Linked DNA regions of Homo sapiens: region 1 is linked to region 2. A link is a contact called in ENCODE Hi-C or POLR2A ChIA-PET data. All regions are on one chromosome and are shown on one strand. Each heading gives the region's core, a stretch centred on a gene start or an enhancer-like site at or near the end of the contact. The rest is flanking DNA. Distances are from core to core; before and after follow the strand shown. Region 1 has its middle 75 kb from the start of LINC00469. Region 2 holds the start of SDK2 (sidekick cell adhesion molecule 2).

The links. A loop is a pair of places that touch in the nucleus more often than their neighbours do. ChIA-PET counts read pairs that join two places held with the same protein, here RNA polymerase II (POLR2A). Pooled maps may share reads with other maps.
Region 1: a loop to region 2 is called in a map of naive thymus-derived CD4-positive, alpha-beta T cell, with 19 times the contacts of the local background. The contact joins the enhancer-like site here to the promoter of SDK2 in region 2. A Hi-C loop is called at or near these places in 2 of 168 maps with a recorded cell type or tissue (CD4-positive, alpha-beta memory T cell and naive thymus-derived CD4-positive, alpha-beta T cell) and 5 of 50 pooled maps. POLR2A ChIA-PET finds 5 or more read pairs at or near these places in 2 of 52 experiments (activated naive CD8-positive, alpha-beta T cell and endothelial cell of umbilical vein).

What each region holds. Positions count from the first base shown.
Region 1 is chr17:73,899,979-73,906,751 of GRCh38, reverse strand. No RefSeq gene overlaps it. Among named protein-coding and RNA genes, the nearest start is that of LINC00469, 75 kb to the right of the region's middle. RefSeq lists an enhancer at 1-442. Within about 2 kb of position 4,736, at least 2 of the 41 ENCODE cell types and tissues checked have a DNase peak (open chromatin) inside an H3K27ac peak, as active enhancers do.
Region 2 is chr17:73,640,522-73,647,048 of GRCh38, reverse strand. SDK2 (sidekick cell adhesion molecule 2) reads left to right here and starts at 2,604. Exons shown (of 45, transcript NM_001144952.2): 1 at 2,604-3,024. The coding sequence starts at 2,961. LOC124904054 (a long non-coding RNA gene) reads right to left here and starts at 1,575. Exons shown (of 2, transcript XR_007065893.1): 1 at 1,355-1,575; 2 at 945-1,228.

The DNA of each region.
Region 1 (6,773 bases), core at 3,487-5,986, 260 kb before region 2:
AGCCTGCTAGAGTGATGCGAGAGGCACCTGAAGGGGAGCCAAGGCGTCAAAGCCCAGATCCTGGGCCAGCCCACCATGGGCCAGCTCACGAGCTGATCACAAACGCCTTAGTAATTCCACATGAGATCAGTCGAACCCAGTCCAGTTGTCCTGTAGACGCATGATCAATAATAAATGCTTGTTTTAAGCCACTGAGACTTGGGATGTTTGGCATACAGCAATAGCTAACTGATACATCTCCCTTACTTATACATTAAAAGCCATTCCAGAGATCAGCCTGAAAGCAGTCAGCCTGGGCCCTAGAATCTGTGTAACTAGAGGGGGGCAGGGGTTCACACTATGTCTCTGATGCCCAACTTTCCATTTATGAAATGAGCCTGGAGTTGTCCTATGAAGACCCAGGAAAGTAAAGCAGGAACTGAGAGTTGCTAAAATCCTTTTCAATTCTACCTATTCCCCGTGTTTCAGATTTGATTGGTTTTCATTAAATTGCTCATCATAAAGATAACAAACCAAGTAAGAGTATAGAAAAACATTCCACTTCACTGCACCACTGCCTCCTACCACCTCCCCTGCTTGTCCCCACTCTGATCTCATTCCCTAGAGGTCACCATCATTAACAATTTGCTGTGGAACCTGCCAGATCATTTTCAATGCACACACATACAAACTGTAGATATAGTTATTTATTTTACAAAAATAGAATAATAAAATAGTGTTCGGAGACCTTCCTCTATTACTTAAAGGACCTCTGACAAGTCTCTCTCATTCTTTTTAATAGCTGTATAGTATTCCAGGGTATGTACATGCTATTTATTTATTTATTTTTGAGATAGGGTCTTACTCTGTCATCCAGGCTGGTGTGCAGTAGCATGATCACAGTTCACTGCAGCCTCAACCTCCTGGGTTCAAGCAATCCTCCCACCTCAGCCTTCCAAGTAGCTGAGCCTACAAGTGTGCACCACCACACCTGGCTGATTTTTTTTTTTTTTTTGATAGAGAAGGTCTCACTACATTGTCCAGGCTGATCTCAAACTCCTGGGCTTAAAGTGATCCTCTTGCCTTGGCTTCTCAAAGTGCTGGGATTACAGGTGTGAGCCACCATGCCTGGCCTGGATGTGCTGTACTTTAACTACATCCCTCATAGACACTTAGACTGGCTCGAATTTTGTTAGTATAACTGAAAGGAACTTCTTTGTATGTAACATCTTTGTGCATATATGGTGATACTGATATTTCTGTGGGGTACATGCCTAGCAGTGGAACTGGTCAAGGTTCATGCCCACCCTTCATGTTTAATGCATATTGCCAAACTCGTCTCTGAAAAGAGTGGACAGCCTGAGAATGTCTCTCTCCCCACACCCTCACCAACCCTGGCTGGTATCAATCTTGTAAACTTTTTGCCAATCTGATGGGGAAAGAATAATACCTTGTCTGAAATTATGTTTTATTACAAATGAGATAGAAATAGTTTTAGTTATTTATTGGCAATATGCATGTATTTTTTGGTGAACTGCCTGTTGGTATAATTTGACTGTTTTCTCTGTCAGCTTGTGATTGCTTTCTTATTGAATATGGCACGGCTTTATATATTATGGCTATAAACTCTTTTGTCATATCTATCCCAAATTTTCCTAAATTCATCATGGGTCTAGCTCTTCGACAATCCCATTAAAAACCCAGAACTATGGGTCTTAATTCATTCTCCAGGCATTTACTGTCTCTTTGTTTATTTACTTTATTTTTATTTATTTATTTATTTATTTATTTATTTATTTATTTATTTATTTATTTTGAGATGGAGTCTTGCTATGTTGCCCAGGCTGGAGCGCAATGGTGTGATCTTGGCTCACTGCAACCTCCACCTCCCGGGTTCCAGCGATTCACCCACTCCAGCCTCCCAAATAACTGGGATTACAAGAGACCACCACCACGCCTGGCTAATTTTTGTATTTTTAGTAGGGACGGGGTTATGCCATGTTGGCCAGGCTGGTCTTGAACTCCTGACCTCAGGTGATCTGCCCGCCTCAGCCTCGCAAAGTGCTGGAATTGCAGGCGTGAGCCACCACGCCCAGCATGTCTCTTTGTTGAAACACTGTAGTTGGACGATGGAAACCTTGGAACTATGTGGATAAGGAAGGCATGAGGAACTCACTCTCCCAACTCATTTGCACCCCTACCAGCAGCCCTAGAGGACTTGAATTTCTTTCTGAAATTTGCTCTGGGGCTTTTAGGGTTGGGGGTTATAGCAAACACTTTTCATAACCTCTCTGTCCACCTGTACCTGTAGCCTCAACCTCCTGGGTTCAAGCAATCTTCCCACCTGTACCTGTCTGTGCTGGCAGCCTTCTACCTCAAGCACCTGGGGTTCTCTGATGTTTTGCTTCTGATCATTCCCCAGTGCCTTAAGAGCTTGCACAGCCTGTGCAACCTATGCACTGAGCACCCTAAAGTGCTGGGAATTCAATACTGTGAATTTAATAACCCTCCGCCAAGGCAGGGCAAGTCTGAGGATAAAGGCTTCAGCTCCCCCATCCTTTGGAGGGGGACAGTCTCAAAGCATGTTCTCCATGATTCCTGAGTGGGTCCCCAGCTTCTTGGTATCCCTCTCCAAATAAGCTACCTGCAACCAAGTCCTTGTCCCAGGGTCTCCTTTGGAGAGAACCACACTAAGACAGGAGAGCAAAGCCATCTGTGAATTTCATAGTGCCTTGGTATAAACTCTGATAAAACGGTGATTTTTCCCAAGTCTCAGAGTTGGCACTGGGGTAGGCTTTACTCCTCTACATGAACGAGTCTTCCCCTGCAGACACAAGCAAGCACGCTTTGACCTCCCTTTCTGTTCTCCTGCAACCCACTGAGAAAAAGAGAAGGTTCCTGGGTAAACAGCCAAGGCTACGATTTCCCAAACTCCCAACAGGTCTCAGCACCAGGGAAGAGGGTGTGGCAGCGGGGATGAAGAGCCAGGCCTTGTGCTGACAGAGAGACCCCCAGAAAGCTGGGTCTTTTCTCAGCCAGCCATAGGAGGGACAGCACTTAGGTCAACAGGTGTCCCAGAGACACACAGCCCCCTCCTGTGAAGGCCTAACCTTAACTGGATAGCCAGAAGAGTAGAGGCTGTGGCAGTAGCTACCACATCCCAAGCCTGGGGTCCTCCAAGCAAAATTCATTCACCAGTCCTTCCTAAACAAGATTACTGGGAACCTTTCGCATGAGACAATGCAGAGGACATTCATCCATGAATTCAAACTACTGCATTATAATCAAACAGCAGCACCAGCTGGATCTCCAAGAACCACAGGCCGGAACCACTTCACCGGGAGGTCTGGAGAACAAAGACAGAGTGAAGAGTTACCAAGTGGCACTGGTTTAGGATTCCAAGTCCCGGAAAGGGGCTTCTTCTTGCACGAACTTCATTCCAAGACAAGAAACTTGGGTTACAATGATGTAGGATATCCAGCTTTGGCCAGCGTCTCGCCTGATTCCGTAGGGGTGGTGGCAGTTTCAGGGTCTAAGGTGTTTTTTCCAGGCTGTGTTTGACCGCAGCATCCAGGCTCCCTAAGCTGTAACCAGCCTGTTTTCTTCCCTCTTTATCCGCCTGGCAAGGTTCCTTTCCCTGTCCCCGCCCCCTTCCACTCCTCCCTAGCTTAGGGAACCTAAACTTCCCTTTACTTTATGATGCAGAACAGGCCAATGTTTCTTTGTCTCAATCTTCTCCCATCTAGACGGTACCCAGAGGCCAACAGGCCCATTAAGGTGTTTTCTTAAACAAAAGAACGAGTAAATCTTCCATTGCCTGCGAGTAAAAGGCTCAGAGTATGGCCAGCTTTTAAAATAACGGTTTCTGGTTTTCTCCGCAACAACACCTGTAAAGCACTTACCAGCTGCCTGGCACTGAGCCAGCCCTCGACGCGGGAAGCTCTCGCTAAGAGAAGCAGGTGGGAACTCCGAGGGGAGAGGCCGGCAGGCCGGCCTGGGGATGTGGCGCCCTGGGGTACTGGCCAGACAGGAGGCCTCTGGCACAGCCCCGGAAGACCCAATGGGGGCACACGGGGAATCAGAGGCCCTGGTCCGGTGACAGACACAGAGCCGGGAGGTGGAAAGGAGGCGCCGGATGGATCCTTGGAGTCCAACCCCTCTTTCCTTTTTCTCGGGGGACTCCAGTTGGCTTGTGGGAATCTCCTGGAAGCCTTGCCAGGAAGCCAACTTCTCTGAAGCCAAAGGAAGATCTTAGGAATCACCAGCTCCCCTGCCCAGGCCAAAGCCAGCGGTCTCCGTTGGAACTCGGGTAGGAGGAGGCTCGGGTGACCTTGAGCAGGCCACCTCTCTTCTCCTGATCTCCAGCTGGCCTGGAGCTCCCTGGCTGAGAAACTGACGGTCTGAGAAGGAAGGAAAAGGAAGCAGAGCTGGGATCCACCCTGGAGAGAAGCCGACGAGCCCCCTCAGTCCCTGCAGAACCCAGGCCACCACCGGGCGGCAAGCATCTGCCGCCTAATTGCGGACGGCAGGCGGGACCAGCAGGGCGGAGCGGGGCGGGGAGGGAGGCAGCGAGGGTGGCTGCACGCGGGGCCCAAGAATCTGCCCGCCTCTTTAATGAGGAAGTAATTCAGTTAGCTCGGATTTCCCGGTCAGCAGCTTTTATTAAATGCTGGCGCAGCCACGCCATTAGGGACATGAAGAGAAGCTCGGGAACCAGTGGAGATGGGGGGCGGGGGGAGAGCAAGCGGGAGAGCGAGGTAAGTTGTTAAGCAGGTTAGGAGCGGGGAGAACCGGCGAAATAAAGAAGAGAGAAAGCGCGCCATGGGGCGGCGAGAAGGAAACGAAGCGCAAACAGCCCAGCAAAGGCGGCGAAGGCAGGGCTGCGGGTCCGGGCGCCTCTGTTGTGTCCGCGCAGCGTAATCAGGTGCGAATGCAATCCCGCCTCCCTTGAAAGGCCCTCCTCATTCCCTCCACTCGCTGCAGAACCAAGATGTATACTAGTCACGCTGAAATAAATCATAACGCAGGTAGTCTGAGGTTCGCAGTCTCCCAGCCACGAAGTCAAAGTGATGTGCTTGGCCACAGCACTCAGCGAGGCACTGCTGGGGCCTGCCCCGCTCCTCTGGGCAAGGATGCAAGGTGAGGGATTGCCATAAAACACAAAAACCCAACATGATTGTGCAGTTGTAAGTACTTTTGTTTGTATCAACTCTCAGTGGTCATGTTAAGGCATTATTGTCCCTATATTATAGGTGAGGAAACTGGGTCAGAAGGGTAAATCAGGGTCAGCAACCTATGGTCCATGGGCTAAATGTGGCCCACCTCCTGTTCGTGTCAATAAAGTTTTATTGGCATACAGCAACACCCACTCCTTTATAGATAGTCCATGGCTGTGTTTGAGCTACAAGGGCAGAGTTGAGTAGCTATGACTGAGACTATGTGGTCCATAAAGCCTAAAGGACTTACTGTCCAGCTCTTGGCAGAGTATGTTTGCCGATCCCTGGATTAAACAGCCTGTTCAATTACAGAACCAGAAAGAGACAGACCGGGTGCCCAATCCAGCTTTATTCCTGAAGTTCTGCGACAATGGGGGGCCTTAAAAGGCCCCAAATGGGTCAGGACAAGGAGCACAGTGTACTAGGGGGAGAGAAGAGGTCAACCAGCTGGCCTGGTGCACCTCAATGCTGGATGGTGAGAGGGGAAGGTGCGGAGGACCCAGGCCATGCAGGGTGGTGTACAGGAAGCATAGTTATCTTAACTGTTCAGCAGCAGCCTTACCTGCCAGAACTCAGCCTTTTTTGGCCGGAGAGTGATGGACTAAGATCTCAGCTCTTGCAGCACCCATTCCTGGAGACTGGAGAGGGGCTCCATGAACCTGGAGCCAGCTAGACCAGGCCTGTGGGTGGAGGCTGGCAGGTTTCCCTGTATTCTCGTCCATTCCTCTTTCAGGCCAGCGGGCCTCCTCTGAACTGGACTTTGCTTCAGGCATTCCTTCAGGCTGTGTGATTAATGCTCAGTGGAAGCCTGAGAGGGCAGAGGGTGAGAGGAAGGACAACAGGGACTGCCTGCCTCCCATCCCTGATGGACGGGCAGGGCTCGCGGGCTGTGTTGGCGCTCCTGCTGGTGGTAATCACATCTGAGGAGCTTGGAACCCAGGAAATGCAATGAGCCCATCTGGAAAACTGTGGGCTGAAGCACCTCCCAGGTCGGGGAACAACTGCCCTCCTGAAACATGCAGTCTGGCAAAAGGGATAGGTTAGGGGGAGGAGGAGTCAACTCAAAAAAAAACCTCCAATGTGCTTGGCTATCCTGGCCAGTTAACTCCATACACTATTGCTAATGATGTTAGTGTATACTGTGAATAATCGTAAACTATAAAATTACGTATCATTTCATTCATTCAGGAAGTGCTGTTTGGGCACCTACCACATGCCAGGCACCGTTCTGGTCTTGGAGGACACAGTCGTGAGCAAACAAGTCCCTGACCCTGAAAATTACCTTCCAGAAAGGGAGACCAAACATCCCACTGCATCCAAATAACATATGATCTAATTTCAGGATGCAGAAGTATTAGGAAGAAACCAGGCAGGGAAGGGGCTAGAGCCAAGACCTGAGGAAAGCAAAGGAGTGATCATGCAAAAACATAAGGAAAGGTGTTCCAGGCAGAGGGAACGGTCAATGCGAAGGCCGCGAGTTTGGGAAGAGCTTGGTGTGTCTGAGGAACATGGGAAAAGAGTGGGTCGTCTGGAGGCAGTGGGAGAGGAGGTACAGAAATCAGCAGGGGACAGGTCGCG
Region 2 (6,527 bases), core at 1,355-3,854:
GGCACGTGGAGCTCACATTCCTGCCTGCTGGACTTCTGGGAATTGGGCACGATCAGGGTGGAATCCACCCAGGTTTCAGACTTTTATGTCCACGCGAACTCCTACCCTCTGTGATGTAAACGGAGATGCAGCCCTTTCTGCTATCTGGCCTAAGAGACAGAAGGAGAGGTTCCCCGCAAATACGGCTCTCAGGCCCCCTCTGTGAGCGAACAGAGTAACAGCACCCTAAAGACCAGAGCTCTTCCTGACAGTCTGGGAAGGGCCTGAGCTCACAGCTGGGGACATTCAGAGTATGTAGGGGGTGTGCACTGTCACATCTGGGCATCATTAAGCAGGTGGGAGTGACATGGCCACCAAGGAGAAGGAGAGTTGGTCACATCTAGGCTGCCTGCCCCCAAAGCCCTCGCATTTACAAATCAGCCAGCCAGAGGGGCTTCAGCTGGGGATGGAGCAGGTTGCCAGGGGGAAATGTTGTTTGAATTAGGTGATTGAAACGCTGTAGGCAAGGCAGGCCAGCTTCTCAGACATTTTTAATAAATGCTTACGGTTCTTCTTCCAAAGCAGGTGAAAGGAGAATATATAAGTAACGATATATTTGCGGTGGCTATGCCTATTCCACAGCAATCACAAGGGGTGTCCTTGGGGTGGGAGTGCGCCTGGGAAAGAGTTGGCAATCAGTGAGTGACAGTCCTAGACTTCAAGGACCAGAAAGACTAGGCAGCCGTGGGGGACCAGACTAAGTAGGACCACGAGAGAGAGTAGAGAGAAGCACTGTGGCAAAAGATGGAGGGTCTCACTAGCTCTTTATTTCCCAGAAGAAATATCAGACACGCAGGGTAGACTTCTGCATTAAGCACCGCAGGCCCAGTGCCAGGGACCATAGTCTTTTGGGGCCCATGAAAATGTTTTGATTTCTTTTAAAATCAGAAAAAAATAAGTAAAGCTTTAGGCTGAAGAACATGTTTTAATATGCAATATTAATATACTTTTCCTTATGCCAACGCAGTTGCAAAATCTTATTTTTAATAATTTTGTTAGCAGGGAAAGGAGTCCACCGAGGCGAAGGCACCTGAAATTTTCCCAGTGCCCGGGAAATTTTAACAGAAGCCTGTTAACCCCAGCTGAGCTTCGTGGAGTAGGCGCTAGCTCTGGGCCACAGCAGAGGACGCCTCCGGGCTCTCTTGTTTGAATTCCTCCACCAATGTCCGGTTCTTCTACTCTTTACAAGCTGGGCTCCGAAGGAAAAAAGAAGAAACAAAGAACGCACGCTCCTTGGCACCAACTTCACTTTCTCAGGCTTCTGCAGGTCCCAGGCCTCCCGATGTCTCCCCCTCCGCCCTGAGCATTTCCAGACCTTGGAGAGCCTGACTTGGGAAGGGGAAACTGGAATCAATCGGTTGACCGACCCCCTTTTCCCAACCGCCGCCTCCCCACCAATCACTCCATGTCCGGAAGGGGGCTGGGGGCTCCCGACTATAGGAGACTCTGGGAGTCCTATGAGGCCTTTGAGACAGGGGCGCGAGCGAGGCTGGAAGGAAAGGCTGGGCAGAGAGCGGAGGGGCTCGCGCGCATCTCTCCCGGCGCGGCAGAAGGTTGGCACTGCTGCCCCCCTGCGGGTCCCAGAGCCGCTGGGCGCCCGCGGCCGCGCAGTCGGATTGTATTTCTGCGGGGCTCGCTCCCGGGCCTGGCTCGGGGCCGCCGCCGCCGCCGCCGCCCCTCCCGGCGCGCAGGCTGCTCTCCAGTCGCGGCCACGGGGTAGCGCTCGGCCCCCCTCTCCGCGTCTCCGCCTCCGCCGCGCTCGTCCCCGGCTCACGCTGCCCCCGCAGCTCCGGCTCGGCGCAGGCAGGAGCGGCTCTCTGGACGCCGAGCCCGGGAAGCGGAGGGCGGCGGGCTCGGCGAGCGGCAGCGGCGGCCGAGGCGCTGGGGCGGCCGTTGCTCCTCCGGCCCGGGAGGTCGGCGATCGCCGGGCGTCCGAAGGGGCGCCGCGTCCCCGGAGCCGGGGCTGCCCGCCGGGCTCTCCGTGCGTCTTCCCGAGAGCTCCGGCCGGGGCGCGGCGGAGGGCAGAGCCGCCGGTCTCCATCCTCGGGCCGGCAGGAGGCTCTGCGCCCGGGCGCCGGCGACAGCCCGCGTCGCGAAGCCCAGCACCCTCCCCCGCCGCCCCGCGGCTGGCGCGGACATGGGCGCTCAGGGCTGCGCGCCCGGCTCCGGGACCCGCAAAGTTTGCTAGCCGGCTGGGCGCGGAGCCGAGGGCGCGCCCGGCCCCAGCGCCCCCGGAGGAGACCCGGCGTCTCCCGATTCGGCGCGAGGGCGGTGGAGCCCAGAGGGGGTGGTTCGGCCCCGCCAGATGCTGCCTGCAAAGTTAGAGAGAAGAAAACTTCAGCTCCAGGGAGATTCGGACCGCTATGCTCACCGCGTCCCCCGAAACCGGCGCCCCTAAAAGAACCCCCGCACCCGCGTCTGCCACTGCGCTCGGCTCTGGCCGGGTCCCGGGGGCCCGGCGCCTGGAACGGCGGTGACTGCGTCGGCCGGGAGAACCCAACCAGGGGGCGGGGAGGGGGCGGGCAACGTGGCCACGGGAGGAAGTTTCCTGAAGTTGTCCATTTATTCCGGAGCTCGGCCGGCGACCCGGCCGGATCGCAGAGGCCGCCCTGTTTGGGAGAAGTCGGAGTTGGGGTGCTAAGGGAGAGAGGCGCCCTAGTCCGAGAGGGCGGCCTGGCCTCTTTCTCCCTGCTCGCCCCTCGCCTTCCGGGCGCGCTGCCGGGCTCGGACTAGTACAGAAGAGGAGGAAGGGTTGGGGTAGCCAAGCGCTGCCCCTCCCGGGCATATTACACCCCGGGGCACGGAGCCGCGTAGACTGACTGTTTCCTGGGACTAAGCCACGGGGTATCGGACCCCACCAGGATTATAAAACAGGGCGGAGGGAAGGGAGACCCCGAGGACCCCTCTCCAGGCTGGTCACCATGTGGGGGCTTTTGATCTGGACACTGCTAGCTCTGCATCAGATCCGCGCGGCCAGAGCCCAAGGTAAGGAGGGACCCCCACGTGGGGACAGGGAGGGGGCTGGGAGAGTGGGCGGGGGAGGGGCGGCGGGAGCTGGCCGGCCTCACGGTGACCTCCTGGACACCCGGCTTAGCCGTGGCAGAGCCCTCTCCAGGGAGTTTCAAGACACCCCATCTCCCAAGTTTTGGGGCTCTTTTGGGGGTGGGGCAGTCTCTCCGAGACTTGTGGCTTCCGAATGGGGGAAGGTGGGGACGACCTGGGGAGGCAGAGAAGAGCCCAAGGTGAAGTGGGAGGGGCGCTCCCCTCCCCCCGTCTGCTGTGGCTGCCCTGCGCCGGCTTGGGAGGGGAGCGACATTCCGTGCCGGGCTCCACGCTCGGCTACGCTGAGCTTCCCAGACCGAGCTCCTGGTTCCCTGCTCGGTGTCTGCGGGGAAGGGCAGGGCCCCTGCCGGGCAGGCGATGGCCTCCCCGGGGCGAGGGAGTGGGGTGGGCGAGCGCTGGATGCCGGGTTGCTCGCCCGGGGAGAGCAATTGCCCGGCTTGGCCACGTACGGGAGCCCGCCCCTGGCTGCTCGGCCAGCCGCTGGGGCTGGGGGTGCTTCGCTGCGCGGGCCTGGAGCCAAGGTCGCGGGTGCAGCCGCGGACCCACCGGGGGGTGGTGCACAGGGAGGGTCTGAGGCCTCCCCTCCTACCCATCCACCCACACCCAGCATCCCCGCCCCTGCCTCCAGCCTCCGCTGTTCGCTCGATAGTCTGTGCAGCCGCTCGCTGCTGTGACCTGTGGCTGCCGGGAGCAGCCTCGCGGTGGAGAAGGGCTGGTGGCTTTGGGTTTGGGAGTGCTACGAAGGATCCGAGGTGTGATCTGCGCTGCCCGCTTCCTGAGGGTGGATGCCCAGACGTCCCCCTGGTCCCCGGGCAGGTCCCCGAGGTGAAGGGCGGCTGCACCGGCGGTTCCTCGACTTTGGGGTTCGCCGATCCAGACAGTGGTGTCAGCGGTGTCCGAGCGGCGCCTGCTGGGGGCGGAGGGAGACGAAGCCTGGACCGAGCTCCAGGACTCGCAGGGCTAGGCCTTCACTCTCGCAGGCTCAGGAGGGGGCCAGACCCACCCTAGGGGTCCGGACTGTGGGGGCTGCAACCCACTCCCCACGCCGCCTCGTGCGCCAGGCAATCCAGAGAGCCAAGATCAAAGAGATGAAAATAATCAGCTCTCACTCACAGGGCTGAGGGGAGGATTTTACGAGGTAATTTACATAAAAGCACTTCGAAATTTTGTAACGAGCCCTATAAATGTAGGGTAATAAAAGTTATTATTTTTATGATCATCATAAAATCTTTGAACAAGCGAGGACCTCAGAGGTCATCTTATTCTAGTAGCCATTTAACAGATAGGGAAACTGAGGCCAAATGGCATTAAATGACTTGCCCAAGGCCACTCTGTGATCTGGGGGCAGAGGCAGGTCTGGAACCAGATGAGTTCTGAGCCTCTCTCCCTCAAACCAGGACTAGCTGCATGGGGTCTCCTTGGTCTGGGCCCCCTCTCTGAGGGGTCCCAGGAGGACCCTGATGCTGGCAGAATAGGAATGGGTTGTCCTTCATCCTGGAGCAGCCTCACAGTTGTGCTCTGGGACAACCAGTGTTACTAGCCAAAAGCCTGGACGGCGTGGAGGGACGGGATGCCAGCATCTGTCTGGACCCTTCTAACTTCATTGCTCTACAGACTTTTCAACAATGGTATGATTTCCCTGGGCAGGTGGCTCACCAATTCTTGTCTCATCTAGGACCAGGCCCTTATAGAGTCCCCAGGGCACCTGATGGCCCTTGCTTTGGGGTCTTCATGTGTCCCTTCCTGCCCCACGTCCACACCTGTGCCATCCACTTGAGGCCAAGATCCCACCCCTCCTGCTGAAGTTAAGGCCAGGTGGCCCCCTGTCCCTGCGCCTCCTGCGGGAGGGGCTTCCCTGTCAGAAGCAGAGAAAGTCTCTGTGATTGATTCACTTCCTCTCTGCCTTTCTTGTTTGCTGGCTTTTTGCGTGTCAGGCTGCCCAGGTCCCCTGCTGCTCCGCTCGTGTTCTCTGGCTCCGAGAGTGTTTTCCAGCATCGAGCCCTCTCCTGCTGTGTGTGTCCCTGGAGGCAAGCCTTGCAAAGGATTGTGGGAACGTGGTCCTAGGCTTGGCAGTGCTGGGTTTGAGTGTTGGAGGGGGTGGGATTAGGGCATGAGGTCCTTTCTTATCTGCTTTGGGGTTAGAGAGTGAGTTTTTTCCAGTCTCAGGCCATGACATTAATCCTTTGGGGGGTAGCTGAAGCCACTAGCACTGTCATTTCTGAGCCCACAAGCCTGCTTCTCCAGGCATGGCACAGAACGAGGGACGAAACAATTGTTCCTCCCTTGAGACAAACTTCACATCGACCACTGTCACCAGATTTTATCTGAGCCTAGCCTGGTTGGTTTTTTTTGGGGATGGGGGGTGGGTGCTGGACCTGAGCGACATCACCTGGGTATACTGAAAGCTAACATTTGACCATTGGCCGTATGCCCGATGGGTCACATGATGCAAACTCATTTCCCAAGCAAAGTGCAGTGAGGTTGTAGAAAGAGCATTGGCTTTGGCAGCAGAAAGAACGGGCTCTCATGATCTGGCTTTGCCGCTTCGCTGAAGAGAGGCCTTCTGCAAGGCTCTTAGCCACTAAGAGCCTCAGTTTCCTCATCTGTACACTGGCAATAATAGCTCTTGCCTTGTAGAATTGCTAGGAGAATTCAAGATATTCCAGGGGCAGGGCCCCAGCCAGTGCCTGGCACATAGAAGGTACTTAATACATGGCAATTATTATTCTTGTTATGACGGTTTTAACATTAAGCTAGAAGTCCATGAAGAATGGTACCCTGCCACCCACCAATAAGACCTTGAATTCTTTTTCCTTACCCAGGAGGTTTCTTTAAATTCCTTCCATGGCCACATCACTGTGTCTCAAAGAGTGGCCCTCAAGCACTTAGCTCCCAGGGAGTTGTAGCAATGCAGATTCTTGGGCTCCGCTCCCAGACACTGATTGGAAAGGTCTGGGTGAGCCTGGAAGTCTTTTAACTAGAGTCTCGAGAGATTTCCCATGTGCTTGGAAGCTTGATTACTGCTGGAGGTCATCCTGGCCAGCCTGAGAGGTTGGGAGAAGGGCAGGAGCAGCCGAGCCAGCTGCTCCAGAAGTTTCTTTCAAGAGAATCATGCCTGGGGGGAGAACAGAAGGAAGGGAATCTGAGCCGAGAGAACAAGGCAGTGGGGACAACCCTGAAAGAGGACTGGAACCCCCAGCTCTAGAGGCTCCTGAAAGGCTCCAAAGGGAGAAAGTTTAGTGCTGGGAGCTAATCACAATAAAAGCCAACAGTACACAAGGGAGCGGGATGAAAGTTTAATTACATGGTGTGGCTAAGCTGTAATTATTAATTACTGACAGCAAAAAATAACTTATTGATCAGGGCCTTTCGCTAATTACCAGGAGGCCGAGTGTCGTGCTTGCCTGGGGCTCAGCTGTCAAAAG